4 separate regions of the Homo sapiens genome follow, and regions 2, 3 and 4 are each linked to region 1. Evidence: chromatin contacts called from ENCODE Hi-C or POLR2A ChIA-PET data. All regions are on one chromosome and are shown on one strand. Each heading gives the region's core, a stretch centred on a gene start or an enhancer-like site at or near the end of the contact. The rest is flanking DNA. Distances are from core to core; before and after follow the strand shown. Region 1 holds the start of DOCK11 (dedicator of cytokinesis 11). Region 2 holds the start of RNF113A (ring finger protein 113A). Region 3 holds the start of UPF3B (UPF3B regulator of nonsense mediated mRNA decay). Region 4 holds the start of RPL39 (ribosomal protein L39).

Region 1 (3,636 bases), core at 822-3,321:
GCTGCTAGGGTGGCAGGTCAAGTGCTGATCAAATCCCAGTGGAAGTTTTCTTAGTCCCATTTATTCTCGAGAAATCTGGCCACCTACAGCTTTCTTCACGTGTTGTGGTAGAAGGCCAGCCAACCCCGCTCAAGGAAGGTTTTTTGTTTTCTCTGAATTTAGGAAAGCGTTCTCTGCTAGGTAGATTGAATCACGTGTTAACAATCACCCAAGATGAGAGCCCTGGTATAAATGCTCTGCACACAGCTTGCCTTCCTCTCTTAACTGGCTGTGATGACAGGCAAGGCTCCAATCTGACCTCAACAGGTCCTCACTCCAAAATCAGACTGAAATACACAAGCCAAGTCCATTAAAGTAACATTAAAGGTCTGGATTTAGCTCCACTAAACAGCAGAATTAAACTTTCAAGGGTCTAGCCACAATAAAGAGATTTCTTTAAAGTCACTTAGGTTTGCACAGTTGTAGCTATTAGGGATCAGATCTTTATCTCAAAGGTACATAGTTTACCTTTGATCCTCCTCCAGAACTCCCACTAATGTCAACTTTCTCCACTGTTGGGATCAAGCCCCTGGCCTCCCTTTAATGCTGGGTTTTATTGCTGATTCTACAAGATCAACAGAAAAATTACAAGGAAAAGCTGTGAAGTTCCCTTCCGATGACAAGTTGTTTTAACAAAAAGAGCCCTCTCTTAAACGGTGAAATTTAAACACAGCAAACGACTCGCTGTAAAATGGAGCTGAGGGAGACAAAAACAAACAAAAACAACAACCAAAAAACAAAGTAACAAAACAAACACTAATTAATCAGTCCGATTGCTTATTCAGGGTTTGTTCGCTTGTCCAGGAAACTGGCAACGAGTGTCTTGAAAACAAGAGAAGGGGCAAGTGCCCGTTAGCACCCTTTAGCCTTTCTCCAGAGTCAGACAATCTGGATAAGGCTGAGGGTGCTCTGGGAGGGTTCCCAGGGAGTCAGCGCGCTTTCGAATCCCCATCCCCCAGTCCTGAGCTGTGGGGCTCTGACCCCAGGTCCTCCATCCCTGGACTGACACACCCAGTCTTCCCCCAAATCCCCACGGCACCGTCCCCTTGGTCCCCTTGCCTCTGGAGCGCTCGCGTGTCCCCGAGGGACACACTCTCCCTGCGGTGGATGACCCTGCGCCCACTCTGTCGCAGAACCCCGTTGTTTCTAATGCCCTTCCTCCGCAGCAGCACCCCTTCAACACCCATCACCACCCTCTCTCCCCAGTTGCAGGAGGAAGTCGCTCTGCTTCCTCTGTTCTCACCGCCAGCCCGAGCTTGGGCGCCCGGGGCTTTCTGGGTGGGGTTCTTTTTTGTGTACACAGTGTGTGTATGTGTGCGCGCGAGAGTGTGTGTGCCAAACGCTCATCGCATCCTTCCGCCTAGGCGGCCTCAGGTGCTCGCGGGAGGGGATCAGGATCTCGTCGTGCCCTTGTCCCCGGCTCTTTGTGCCGAGTCCAGAGCAGCGCGAGGTCAGCTCTTTAGCTCACACCCCCGGCCCCGACCCTGGGTGGGAGCCTCCGCCTCCGCCTCCTCCGCAGCCGTCCGAGCCCGGCTTTTGCCCGTCTGCTTCCATCCCGGCGCACGCCTCCGCCGTGCCGGGCGGCCGGAGAGCTGTCAGCCGGCGCCTGGGACTCGGACCCCGGCCGGCGGCTGCCGGTGCGAAAACTTACTGGAGCGGAGAAAGACAGCGCGCGGCGCACCAAGCGGCCGCACTGGCGCCGTTCCTGCCCCTTCCCGCGTCGCTCCCGCCTGGAGCGCGTCCCCCGGGATGCCCCGTCCCCCGGCCACTCACCAGCACCACGGAGCCCCGCACGGCCTCAGACACGCTCTGCCGGAGCTCAGCCGCCGTGCCAGGCTTGCTGAGCCGTTTGGTGAATTTGCGCACTTCGGCCATGGCAGCGGCGGCGGGCGGGTCTCGGCGGGCGGGCGGACCTCGGCGGGCGGGTGGACTCACTGCCCCGGCCCGCGGCGGCCGCGGCCGCTGCTGCTCCCTCTGTTTACTCGCCGGCCGGCCGGCCACATCGCAGCTCGGCGGCGGCGCGGCTCACGCTGCTCCTCCCTCCCACCTCCCACCCGCTGCTCCTCCCTCGTTCCCTCCTTCCCTCCTTTTCTCGCTCGCTTCGCCCGCTCACTGTCCTGCCCCACGGCGTCGGCGGCGGCAGCTCCCTCCCCTAGAGGGCCCGAGCTCCGATCGCCACCAGCCGAAGCAGGAGGGTGTGTCTGATGGGGAAGGGTGTGTAGAGGGGGAGGGAGAACTGGAGGTGGGGGCGAGGGTCACGAGGGAAGAGGGGGGAAGTGGCTACCGCTCGGGCTCCGCCCGCAGCTGATGTTGCTGGTGCAGCCGCATCCGGGAGGGGAGATCTGGGCTGCTTCTTTTTTTCCGCTTGAGTGGGGAGGGCGGGGTGGGGTGGGGGAACAGAGAGGGGTGATGAAATGTCTCCAAGAGTGGGGCGTGCTCCTCTCCCGCCCTAGTGCTCCTCTCCCGCCTCCGAGCTGCAGTGCCCGCAGGAGGGCTGGAGAACTCTCACGTCCCTCCACCCCGCAAGCCCCCAGGGCCCAGGCGGCTAGGGGCTGGAAAACAACGTGGAGCAGCCGCCTTTTGTGTGCTCCTTGGGGAAGGGTCGCACCAATGTCGAAGGACAGAGAGCTGCTTTCCAGCGTGAGCGGCTCGACTGGGTCCCCCTCCTCGCCCACACCGTTTTCCTACTCAGTTGGCTCACCTAACAGGGGGCAACACTGGGGAGAGAGCATGCTTCTGGAAGTGGGAACTTATTGTGGCGGCACCCCTCGCTCCGTCCCCCACGGGGGAGAGCTGGGTGGTGGAGCCTGAGCCTGTGGCAGGTGATCCCTAGGTCAGCACTGACTGCACCAGGAGTGGGGTGGGGGTGGGCATTAGGATGAGCCTGTGGCAGGTGATCCCTAGGTCAGCACTGACTGCACCAGGAGTGGGGTGGGGGTGGGCATTAGGAAGGCCATCTCCCTGGGTTTGGTGGACTTACCAATCTTATAGTAGCTTTTACAAGTGCCCTGCACTCACCTCTCCATTTCCTATTCATCTCCTTACTCTTTTCAGCTTCCAAGAAATTGTTTTTCCAAGAATCAAAGAACATCTCATAACAGGGTATAAAACGAACATGCTTAAGACAGAAATAGGGACGGGAATCTTGAAGTACTAGTGACCCTGTCAGACCTCCTGAAGTGCAGAGTGAAAGGCTCCACTGATGGTGGCAGTTTTCTATCTGGTTATTTCATTTGTTGAGAGTTTGAAAATGGCCCTCAGTCTGGGGGACCGAGCAGCCCTTCTGAAAGCAGTCCTACCACCACCCATCGGGCACTTTCCCCACCCTCAAAGACCAAACAGTCTTTTAGGGGACTTTATTATGGAAACAAGGGCATGCGTGGTGATGGTTTCTTTGAACCCAGAAAAGGCCAAGTCTCTTCGCAGTAAGCCTATTTCAGCCATCCCATCAGTCTCAATAAAGCATATATGGAGGCTCCTAGAGGGCCTGGGACCTGGAAGTCCTCTAAAGACATTCTGTCACAAATCTTAGTTTTGCACAGTACGTGTAAAATTTGTTAATTGTTGCGTGTAGGCTGATCTCCAAGAATTCATACC
Region 2 (3,636 bases), core at 657-3,156, 1.4 Mb before region 1:
AAAAAGAAAAAGACAATGGAACAGGCAAAGGATATAGGCAACAATCCACAGAATAAGAAATATATGACAGAAGAAAAACTAAAAAAAAAAAAGAAATATAAAAGATTAAATATGTAAAAAGATGCCAACCTCACTAGTAGATAAGAAAATGCTAGTTATATATTAGCACTGTATGACCCTTGGCAAGGCATTACCAGAACCCACCTCAACCCTGGCAAAAGGCTGGCATCAGAGTGGCATCTTACCTTTGACACATAGTAACGATCAACTCCAGAGATGCGCCTATCTCTTTCCATCAGACTCCAGTGATACCCAAAATGAGCAACCCTTTTTTCCTTCAAATAAGAGACAATTATTGTTGCAGTTTATAAAAGTGAGTGACCCAATTGATAGATACTACAATTTTTAAAAGGGACATTCCAGAGAAATGGAATCATCGTTTAAATAAAAATGCAAATTAGTAGTACAAAGAACAGAATCTCCTAAATAAAATCAGACCACTAAACTTTAGGATTAAGTTGGTACCTGTGACTTTTTACACTATTTTAACCAACATGAATTTTTTTTCCTTTTTTTTTAAAAAAAAAAAAAAAGAAATATCTAGTTGTTGTCTTTTGGGACACTAAGAAACAACAGCTGTAGATCACACGTGAAGAACAATAACAAAATCAAAAAGTAAATAAATTTATATCCTGTACTCTTGAGATGATGTGAAGGACTAGGAAGAGGGGAAAATGAATCCTGATGTAAAAAAACAAGATCTCGCAGTAAATTCCTAAAGGCTTGCAAGAGAAAGTGGGGAATAAAAAAGTCAAGGGTGGCCGGTCGCGGCGGCTCACGCCTGTAATCCCAGCACTTTGGGAGATCAAGGCGGGTGGATCAACCGAGGTCAGAAGTTCGAGACCAGCCTCGCCAACATGATGAAACCCCGCCTCTACAAAAAAAAAAAAAAAGCCAGGCGTGGTCCCGGCTACTCGGGAGGCTGAAGCAGGAAAATTTCTTTCTTTATTTATTTTTTTTTGAGACGGAGTTTCGCTCTTGTTGCCCAGGCTGGAGTGCAGTGGCGCGATCTCGGCTCATCGCAACCTCCGCCTCCTGGGTTCAAGTGATTCTCCTGCCTCAGCCTCCCGAGTAGCTGGGATTACAGGCATGCGCCACCACGCCCAGCTAATTTTGTATTTTTAGGAGAGACGGGGTTTCTCCATGTTGGTCAGGCTGGTATCGAACTCCCGACCTCAGGTGATCCGCTCGCCTCGGTCTCCCAAAGTGCTGGGATTACAGGCGTGATCCACCGCGCCCAACCAGGAGAATCTCTTGAACCCAGAAGGCGGAGGTTGCAGTGAGCGATTCTCAGGCTTGAGCCACCTTTTCTAATCTACCTTCCCGGCCCCCGCGTCGCTACTCTGCCCTAAGGCCCACTCTGATACACCCAGAAACGCTGTTTTTCACTAGAGCAGGATGTAGTTTCTATCGGGCTTCGTTTCGCAAGCCTCGGCTTCTAGGCAACCGGAAGCAAGTAGAGGGCCGACCTCGGAGAGAGGGTTCGCAGGCTGACGGTCTCCCTGCCCACCACCCTTTTCGGAAATCAGCCCGTGGAGTCGGCCCCCGGGCCGAAGCCGGCTTACCTTGCCCCCGTTAGTGAACCTGTGGATGTACGCAGTAGCCAGTCCTGGAATCAACAAGCACACGCCCATGACGGAGAGTCCGGGGAGAATCTCGAACCACATCTCTGCCCCGTTACCTAGGCCAAAACCCTACTTCTGGGTCCTTGAAAGGTGACCTGGCTTCGCCTCTCTTCCCAGCAAGCCCCGCGGCCGCCCGCGAGCGGGGCGGTGCCACGTACGGCTCCGGAAGAAGCGACGGAATCTGCTAGGGCACAAGAGAGACGGGCGCTCGGGCTCTCGCAGTCCTCTTCCGTCAGTGTCTTTTGCTTCGACTCCCGGCGGAGCGCGCAACGTGGAGTGACGTGCAGGGGCCAAGTGCAACCCAGGCAGCCACGGCTGTTTCGGAGCTCAGGACTCTAAAATGGCAGAGCAGCTTTCTCCAGGAAAGGCGGTGGATCAGGTGTGCACCTTCCTTTTCAAAAAGCCTGGGCGGAAAGGGGCTGCTGGACGCAGAAAGCGCCCGGCCTGCGACCCAGAGCCCGGAGAAAGCGGCAGCAGTAGCGACGAAGGCTGCACTGTGGTTCGACCGGAAAAGAAGCGGGTGACCCACAATCCAATGATACAGAAGACCCGTGACAGTGGTAAACAGAAGGCGGCTTACGGCGACTTGAGCAGCGAAGAGGAAGAGGAAAATGAGCCCGAGAGTCTCGGCGTGGTTTATAAATCCACCCGTTCGGCGAAACCCGTGGGACCAGAGGATATGGGAGCGACAGCTGTCTATGAGCTGGACACAGAGAAAGAGCGCGATGCACAAGCCATCTTTGAGCGCAGCCAGAAGATCCAGGAGGAGCTGAGGGGCAAGGAGGATGACAAGATCTATCGGGGAATCAACAATTATCAGAAATACATGAAGCCCAAGGATACGTCTATGGGCAATGCCTCTTCCGGGATGGTGAGGAAGGGCCCCATCCGAGCGCCCGAGCATCTACGTGCCACCGTGCGCTGGGATTACCAGCCCGACATCTGTAAGGACTACAAAGAGACTGGCTTCTGCGGCTTCGGAGACAGCTGCAAATTCCTCCATGACCGTTCAGATTACAAGCATGGGTGGCAGATCGAACGTGAGCTTGATGAGGGTCGCTATGGTGTCTATGAGGATGAAAACTATGAAGTGGGAAGCGATGATGAGGAAATACCATTCAAGTGTTTCATCTGTCGCCAGAGCTTCCAAAACCCAGTTGTCACCAAGTGCAGGCATTATTTCTGCGAGAGCTGTGCACTGCAGCATTTCCGCACCACCCCGCGCTGCTATGTCTGTGACCAGCAGACCAATGGCGTCTTCAATCCAGCGAAAGAATTGATTGCTAAACTAGAGAAGCATCGAGCTACAGGAGAGGGTGGTGCTTCCGACTTGCCAGAAGACCCCGATGAGGATGCAATTCCCATTACTTAGGTTTCCCATAATTCTTAAATTTAAAAAATAAACGTTTTGTTCTTTTGGAAGTCTTACTTCGTGTCCTTCCTTTGTAGAGAAAGTGACAGAGCAGGCGGGTGGTGAAGTAGGGTCCTGGATTAAAAGCTTCAAGGTAGGTATAATCAGGATTTTTAGCCCTAGGATAACCATTTTGCCTGTGTTTCTTTTCAGAACACTTTGGCATAAATTATAGGGGTGGGAGTAGTTTGAGAAAAGAGCTATAATTTGCTCGAAGTAACCAAAGCCATGATGAAAGCAAGACCTCTGAGCCTGTTTATTATATCACATTTCTGTATCACTTAATAGTTTACAAAGTACTTTCATGCATTCTTTCTCTTGGGAGCCTGTACTACAAAATATACCCGAGCCAAGGTGTTGGGGAGAGGGGTTGTGTTTGGGGAACTGGTAGCTAGCACCACAGGCTTCACATATGGGAAATGTTCCTTGCTGTCTTGGTTATTTATTTATTTATTTGTTTTTGAGACGGAGTCTCGCTCTCTTGCCCAGGCTAGAGTGCAGTGGCGCGATCTCAGCTCACTGCAACCTCCGCCTCCCCGG
Region 3 (3,636 bases), core at 1,137-3,636, 1.4 Mb before region 1:
GAGGTATGGGCTGGAGATGTAAATTCTTTTTTTGTTTTGTTTTGGTTTTGAGACGGAGTCTCGCTCTGTCGCCCAGACTGGAGTGCACTGGCACAATCTCGGCTCACTGCAACCTCGACCTCCTGGGTTCAAGCGAATCACCTGCCTCAGCCTCCTGAGTAGCTGGGATTATAGCTGCCTGCCACCACGCCCGGCTAATTTTTTTGTATTTTTAGTAGAGACGGGATGTCACATGTTGGCCAGGCTGGTCTCGAACTCCCGACCTCAGGTGATCCACCCGCCTCGGCCTCCCAAAGTGCTGAGATTACAGCTGTGAGCCACCACGCCCGGCCTGGACATGTAAATTCTAGAGTAGAGTTGTCAGCAAAGACAGAAAAGCCAAAAGAATGAATGAGATTAATAAAGGAGTGAGTGTACATAGAAAAGAGGTCTAAGGACTGAGCCCTGGGACACTTTATTCTGGCAACTGACAAACAGCTGGTGGTTTAAAGCTAGTGAGGACACCAAAACAGAGGCATACACTACCAACATGCAAGTGCAGAGCTAAGCAGTAGGTCAGAGGCAGATGCATAAACAAGGCTCATAAGAACGGCCAGGTACTGAAAGCAAGAGTAACAGATGTCAAATACAGGGAAACCGTTTTAGCCACAGGAATAGGAATCCAAGAATAGGCTGGACAATTGGAGTGAGAAAATTTAAGTGCAGAGTCAGGGGAATATATTCTAGAGGTCGGCAAAAATGGGAGTTGGCCCTTAGGCAGCTTTCTGCCTTGGGCTCCTATTGCATCTTTAATTTGGTTTCTGTCCTCTATGGGTGTCTGTGTCTCTCTCTCTTTTTGAGATGGAGTCTCACTCTGTCACCCAGGTTGGAGTGCGGTGGCACAACCTCGGCTCACTGCAACCTCCGCCTCCCAGGTTCAAGTGACTCTCCTGCCTCAGCCTCCCAAATAGCTGGGACTACAGGCGCCTGCCACCATGCCCAGATAATTTTTGTATTTTAGTAGAGACAGGGTTTCACCAAGTTGGCCAGGCTGGTGTCGAACTCCTGATCTCAGGTGATCCGCCGGCCTCGGCCTCTCAAAGTGCTGGGATTACAGGAATGTGCCACCACGCCCTGCTAATTTTTTTTGTTTTTAGTAGAGACAGGGTTTCGCCAAGTTAGCCAGGCTGGTCTCGAACTCCTGACCTCAGGTGATCCACCCACCTTGGCCTCCTAAAGTGCTGGGATTACAGGCGTGAGCCACCACGCCTGGCCGACTGATCTGCTTTCTATCACTGTGGTTTTATTTTTCTAAAATTTCATATAAATGGAATTGTACAACATGTACTCTGTGTCTAGATTCTGTCACTCAACATAATCACTGTTAGATTCACATTTGGATTGTTTCCAGTTTGGAGTTATTATAAATAATGTAAAATTGGCCCTTTTTAAGTGAAGATGGTGATCGCAACTAAATCAAGTTGGGTTTTATTTTTATTCCCCTCCCTGTGGGACATCAGTACCTGGGGAGAAGGATCCTTTTGCTAAAATAAGGTGATGAAAACAAATCTTGTATATTTTAGTCATATTACTCCTTTAAATATCAGTATCTTGTGTTTATTTATTATTATCCTTCTTTTTTATATACAGGGTCTCGCTCTGTCGCCCAAGCTGGAGTGCAGCGGCGCGATCATGGCTCACTGCAGCCTCGAATTCCTGGGCTCAAGATCCTCTCTTCTCAACCTTCCCGAGCAGCTGGGACTACAGGCGTGCGCCACTGAACTCGGCTAATATTGTAGTATTTACTAAGTATCTGTAAATCCTAATCAATATAAGGAAAATAAAGTTTTTTAAATGTTAGGCTTTTTCTTTTAGTTGTAGGAAAATAAATGCTAAAGCCTCTGAATTCAATGATAAAAAATACAAGTCGCTCCCCTAGTGAGGCAAAATTTGGACGGCATTGAGTTTATCTGATGGAAACTAAGCGTGAAGAACCTATCTTTCGACCTGGAAAACTCTGAAGATGAAAGGATTCGATTTACTCACAAACAGGGACCCTGAGATAGCTCTGGCCCCTGAACGCCCAACAAAAGCGGGTAGCTGCTTTGTATGCCGGGATTTGTAGTCCCCGACAGAGTCACTTCAAGATGGCGGAATTGCTAATGACGCGCGAAGGGGCGGGCCCCGAGGGAGTCTGGGCCGCGAGGGGATTGGGTGGCGCAGGAACTTGGCGGGCGGGAAGTAAAAACCAGGTGTTAAAACCTTTGCACTGGGAAAGGCCCAAGTCTCGCGAGAGCTTGGCAGGACCCAATGGAACGTGGGGCCCGACTTATCACAAGGGGCATTTGTTGGGGGCGGAGCTTTGACGGGAGCTTCCCGGGAGCCGTTTGTGCCCGGGGTAACCCCGTTCCGGCCAAGCCGCTTCAGCGGGGGACGTAGCCATGAAGGAAGAGAAGGAGCACAGGCCTAAGGAGAAGCGAGTAACCCTGTTAACCCCCGCCGGGGCCACAGGCAGCGGTGGTGGGACCTCGGGGGACAGCTCCAAGGGGGAAGATAAGCAGGATCGCAACAAGGAGAAGAAAGAAGCGCTGAGCAAGGTGCCCGGTCGGCCGCTGGCCCGGGAGAGGGCGGGACGAGTCCGCAGCGCGGGGAGGATGGCTGGGAATGGGGCTGCCCCCTTTCTTTCTCAGGTTCTCCTTCTATCTCTTCGCCTGAATGGAAGTCGCATCATCCTGGTTCATCCATTCACCCGAAATGGGGAGAGCCCCTCCCGGCCAAATCCTGGGTGGGGGTGAGGAAAAGAGGGGACTCCCCAAACGGGAAGGGTTTAGGTCAGAGCTGTGAGATGATAATGGGAGGGAAGAGCGACGGTATAAAGAATGAGGAACTAAAGGTGTAATTGGGGAGAAATATTAAATAGTGAAGGAGACATGAGGGATGGGAATATTATTCATGGAGGCGAGTTGGGGGAGAGTGCAGGGTGATTAATGGTACAGGAGGGTAGATCGAGAGCATCCTATTTTGAGAGCAATGGGTAGATTTTTTGTATTCGTTAGAGTTTTGAATTCTTAAGTTCAATGGGCAAGGATTTTGTTTTAAGATGTGTTGGACGTGGGAGAAACTTGTTGCTAAATCAAGATTTCGTGGCACCCACAAAGACCAGCGTTGGCTTACTAAGTTATTGCCACTAGATCTGTTAAAAAATGGGTGATCGAAAATGATGCACAAACCTGGTAAACTGCAGGGCTGCTGTAAAGAGCAAAACCTGCGATTTTTCCTTGCTCCAGGTGGTTCTCATTTCCAAGGGTTTTTTTAAACCGCGTTACTATTATGTTTGACTAATTCTGAGCATTGGGCTGCAGAAGAATATTTTCTCCTGGGTTTTTACAAGTGATCTCATATTTTAAAGCCCAGCCTTCTTCAGGAACTGTGATTCTTTCAGGTATGACAGAAAACTGATTTGTACTAATTTTATTTTCCTTATGCATTTCTTAAGGTGGTAATTCGAAGATTACCTCCCACTTTGACCAAGGAGCAGCTTCAGGAACATCTTCAACCTATGCCTGAGCATGATTATTTTGAGTTTTTTTCTAATGATACGAGGTAAAAAAAAAAAAAAAAGGAAAGGGGTAAATGAAAAAGGTTTCTTTCATTCTT
Region 4 (3,636 bases), core at 369-2,868, 1.3 Mb before region 1:
GCTGGGTGTGGTAGTGCGTGCCTGTAGTCCCAGCTACTCGGGAGGCTGAGGCATGAGAATCACTTGAACCCGGGAGGCGGAGGTTGCAGTGAGCCAAGATTGTGCCATTGCACTCTAGCCTGGGCAATAAAGGGAGACTCAGTCTTGAAAAAAAAAAAAAGGAAATATGTGCTATAGTAATACATGGGCTTCTTAACATAGTTCTATTTGTGAACTTATAACTAATGTAATTTAAAGGGAGTGTGTAAATAATATATGGAGACATCTGCATCAACTGTAATGTAACATGAAGCCATCTATGGTTTCTATTAGTGACCAAGTCACGAGTACTGCTAATGCCACTGTGGTCTGTTGCCTACATTCCTAAATAAAGAAAGCATTACATTTCATTAAATTTGGTGAAAATAAAGTTGTATTTTCCCATTCAAGTTCATGGGATCCTCTGAATTCTATACATGGACTCTTGTGGACTCCAGGTTAAAAACCCTTGCTGTAATCCGTTGGTGTAAAAATGCTTGAGGTGACTGCAAATATACATGGAGGTTTTTGCGTTTATTTATTTACTTTTTCTTTTTTGAGATGGAGTTTTGCTCTTGTTGCCCAGGCTGGAGTGCAGTGGCGCAATCTCGGCTCGCTGCAACCTCCGCCTTCAGGGTTCAAGAGATTCTCTTGTCTCAGCCCCCGCAGTAGCTGAGATTACAGGCGCCCGCCACCACGCCTGGTTAGTTTTTTTGTATTTTTAGTAGGGACGGGGTTTCACCATGTTGGCCAGGCTGGTCTCGAACTCCTCGTTTCAAGTAATCCGCCCGCCTAGGCCTCCCAAAGTGCTGGGATTACAAGCGTGAGCCACCACGCCCAGCTTATTTTTATGTTTATTTTATTTACTCATCAAAAAGGAAAGGTTTTTGCTTTTAAATGGGGAAAAGGATGAAAATGGGGAACACTAGCATCCCAAACGCATGTTATTAATTATTGTACATCTTGCCAAAGGCGGGCTACAATGTCAGGCTGGACTTCTAGCAGCCAAGGAAGAGGTTCTGTCCCTAACTTTCTGAGTTGAAAACTTTGATTGGCAACCTTCCGCCTAGTCGAAAACCCCTAGGCTTACATAAGCGTCCACGTGGTCCAACCCCCTCCAACTTCTCCGGCTTCCTCCGACACGACTGTCCCTTCCCACACCTCCCAGCCAGGCCGAAATGACTCGTAACCCTCTGGGAAAATGGCACTTACTCTCCGCCTGCCGAGCTCCGACCCGGCGTTCCGAGTCCCCGGCGCCCGGAGGTGACGGTCGCTTCCCCTGCCCTCCCTTAGGGTTAGTCCCGCCCAATCGGCTCCTTAATTTTTCGGAGGGGCTTCTACTTTGGCATTTATCACGGGCTGTCTGCCTCACTTACGAAGCAGGGTGCCCCTAGCACACTGCCGGGCCCCTGGGGGAACGCACTTAGGGAAGCGAAGCAAAGCTAACTGCATTTGGCAGAAACCAGCGCGCTTTCCCACGGCGCCACGGGAGCGCACCGCTAGACAGAGAAGGCACTAGAAGAGGCGGTCGGTGCATAGCGTCACCTCCTAAACTCCGCCCATCGGAAGCGCCTTCTAAGCTCGTTCTTCCGCCAGCTTCCCTCCTCTTCCTTTCTCCGCCATCGTGGTGTGTTCTTGACTCCGCTGCTCGCCATGGTAAGTCCATCGGCCCCCATCGGCCCCGGGGTGGCTTCCCAAAACCCGAGGCCGCTGCCAGGAAATGCCTGGGCCGCGCGGAGCGTTGAGGGGCGGGAGCCTTTTAAAGGCTTTTTCAAGAAAATATCCAGTTCGGCCACTGTTGTCTTTCGTGGCCTGGAGGGAAGCTAGTGAGCCAGCGAGCAACCTGGAGAGGGACGGGCTGCGCTGCGGCCGCGGATTCAAGGGGGCTCTTTCTTTGCCCGGCCGCTGCCGAGTCGGGCAGGGATTCCGGTTTCCCTTCGCTTGTAGCGAACTCGTTCTGGAGGCGGGGGGTGGGAGGTGGCAGCCACCCCCGAAATCGTGGCCTGACTGTGGGCTGCCCGTGGCATGCGCAACGTGGAGGGTAATCAGGAGGGTATTGTGGGCTACTGGTTTTCGAAAAGGGTTTAGCTTGGCGTGGAGAAGCGAACCGCATTTTTAGATCCCAGGACTTTTGTTTAGAGGACGTTTATTCAGAGACTTGAGCGTCACCCCGTGGAAGCGCCTAGAACAAGGGGTGTTTTGCGAACCTGTGTGTCATTCTGGCCTTCTTAGTAAATGGCAGCAGCGAACCAGTCACTCTTTACTGGGAAATGTAAAATGTTGATTTCTAGATATGGAGGCGATAAGTACTGGTATTTTATTACTTGTCAAGTAATTTATTACTTGACAAAATTTACAACTGCTACTGTGGATGGGGGACGGGGTGTAATCTTTGCCTTCTTTGTATTGGCTCCCATTATTATGCAAGGGTATGTTCGTCCAGGTTGGCCAGGCATTAAACCTGCATCCGTGCCAATTTTGCAAGATTATTCTGTAGATTTGGGGGAGTATTGGGGTTGGCCTTAGATGAAAGCCAAAAGATGCAACTAGAAATTGAGACAGTCATCCTTGGAAAAGTGACATTTCATTTATTTTTAAATTTAAAAGTTTATTTTTTTAGCCAGTGAAATTTAGCAGTAGAGATAGAGTTAGGATTAATACCGAAATGGTGAGTAGGTTAGATCTTCTGAATGTCAGGGACTTTCCCTAAGTCTTAATTACCCTCCCAATAACACTTGAAAAGTACGTACCCCTGTTTTACAAAGTAGAGCACTGAGATTCGTTGACTTGCAAATGGTAGGTAGGTGGTTCTGTTTGACTCAAAGCTGTGTTCTTCCCAGGAAGCCAGATTCCCTAGCCATTCCCAGTGTGGTCGTCTGAGTCCTTGGGGGACCACAGGGTAAATTGAAAGGTAGCCTCTGGCTGTGGAGCAGAAAGGACCTGGGTTTGAATCCTGGTTCTGCACATTGATGCTCTGATTTTGTGCATGTTTCTTAACCGGATTCCACTTATTTTATCTGAACGATGGAAACTGTGGTATCTGCCCCCAGAGAAGTTGTGAGGGTCAGAGACTTGCTTGGCTTGATGGCTTAGCATTGAGAAGATTTTGGGGCTGGGGTATGTGTTAAGCACTCAAATGTTGGTTTGAAGGAGTTCTTGACTTTGAATCATTCGGGCAGGCTCTAATATTGTCTAAATTGATTGCATTTTCTTCCCAGTCTTCTCACAAGACTTTCAGGATTAAGCGATTCCTGGCCAAGAAACAAAAGCAAAATCGTCCCATTCCCCAGTGGATTCGGATGAAAACTGGAAATAAAATCAGGTAAGACCTCCATCATACTGCTTGTATTTTGCTAAATGTAAGAGCCACTGTGTCTGGCCAGGGTTACTTTTTGAGTATAAATACATGATTAAAATTGCATGCAATCCAATCCACCCTTTGACAGCATTCTCAAATTCGTTTTTAAAAACGTACTTCCTTTGTTTCTGCACTGCATCCAGCCCACATCTGGGCTTATGGGCAGATAATTCTCCAATACTTATTAATTTCCTGGTCATCTTCAGTCTGAGCTAGGTCATAAGGTGGAAGGCTGTCTTATACACATCCTGGTGGGGAAG

What was found. A loop is a pair of places that touch in the nucleus more often than their neighbours do. ChIA-PET counts read pairs that join two places held with the same protein, here RNA polymerase II (POLR2A). Pooled maps may share reads with other maps.
Region 2: a loop to region 1 is called in a pooled map, with 7 times the contacts of the local background. The contact joins the promoter of RNF113A here to the promoter of DOCK11 in region 1. A Hi-C loop is called at or near these places in 5 of 50 pooled maps.
Region 3: a loop to region 1 is called in a pooled map, with 9 times the contacts of the local background. The contact joins the promoter of UPF3B here to the promoter of DOCK11 in region 1. A Hi-C loop is called at or near these places in 5 of 50 pooled maps.
Region 4: a loop to region 1 is called in a pooled map, with 7 times the contacts of the local background. The contact joins the promoter of RPL39 here to the promoter of DOCK11 in region 1. A Hi-C loop is called at or near these places in 2 of 50 pooled maps. POLR2A ChIA-PET finds 5 or more read pairs at or near these places in 2 of 52 experiments (CD4-positive, alpha-beta T cell and activated CD8-positive, alpha-beta memory T cell).

What each region holds. Positions count from the first base shown.
Region 1 is chrX:118,494,250-118,497,885 of GRCh38, reverse strand. It overlaps DOCK11 (dedicator of cytokinesis 11), which reads right to left and starts at 2,071. Exons shown (of 53, transcript NM_144658.4): 1 at 1,813-2,071. The coding sequence starts at 1,914. RefSeq lists silencers at 1,544-1,603, 1,774-1,833, 1,924-2,003, 2,114-2,253 and enhancers at 1,283-2,261, 2,664-2,733.
Region 2 is chrX:119,870,003-119,873,638 of GRCh38, reverse strand. RNF113A (ring finger protein 113A) reads left to right here and starts at 1,906. Exons shown (of 1, transcript NM_006978.3): 1 at 1,906-3,164. The coding sequence starts at 2,026. The coding sequence ends at 3,057. It overlaps NDUFA1 (NADH:ubiquinone oxidoreductase subunit A1), which reads right to left and starts at 1,807. Exons shown (of 3, transcript NM_004541.4): 1 at 1,626-1,807; 2 at 246-335. The coding sequence starts at 1,727. RefSeq lists an enhancer at 1,484-2,193.
Region 3 is chrX:119,851,713-119,855,348 of GRCh38, reverse strand. It overlaps UPF3B (UPF3B regulator of nonsense mediated mRNA decay), which reads left to right and starts at 2,386. Exons shown (of 11, transcript NM_080632.3): 1 at 2,386-2,576; 2 at 3,476-3,582. The coding sequence starts at 2,421. RefSeq lists an enhancer at 2,352-2,411.
Region 4 is chrX:119,789,612-119,793,247 of GRCh38, reverse strand. RPL39 (ribosomal protein L39) reads left to right here and starts at 1,618. Exons shown (of 3, transcript NM_001000.4): 1 at 1,618-1,674; 2 at 3,237-3,340. The coding sequence starts at 1,672. It overlaps LOC107985694 (a long non-coding RNA gene), which reads right to left and starts at 1,532. Exons shown (of 3, transcript XR_001755949.2): 1 at 1,231-1,532. RefSeq lists an enhancer at 1,624-1,883.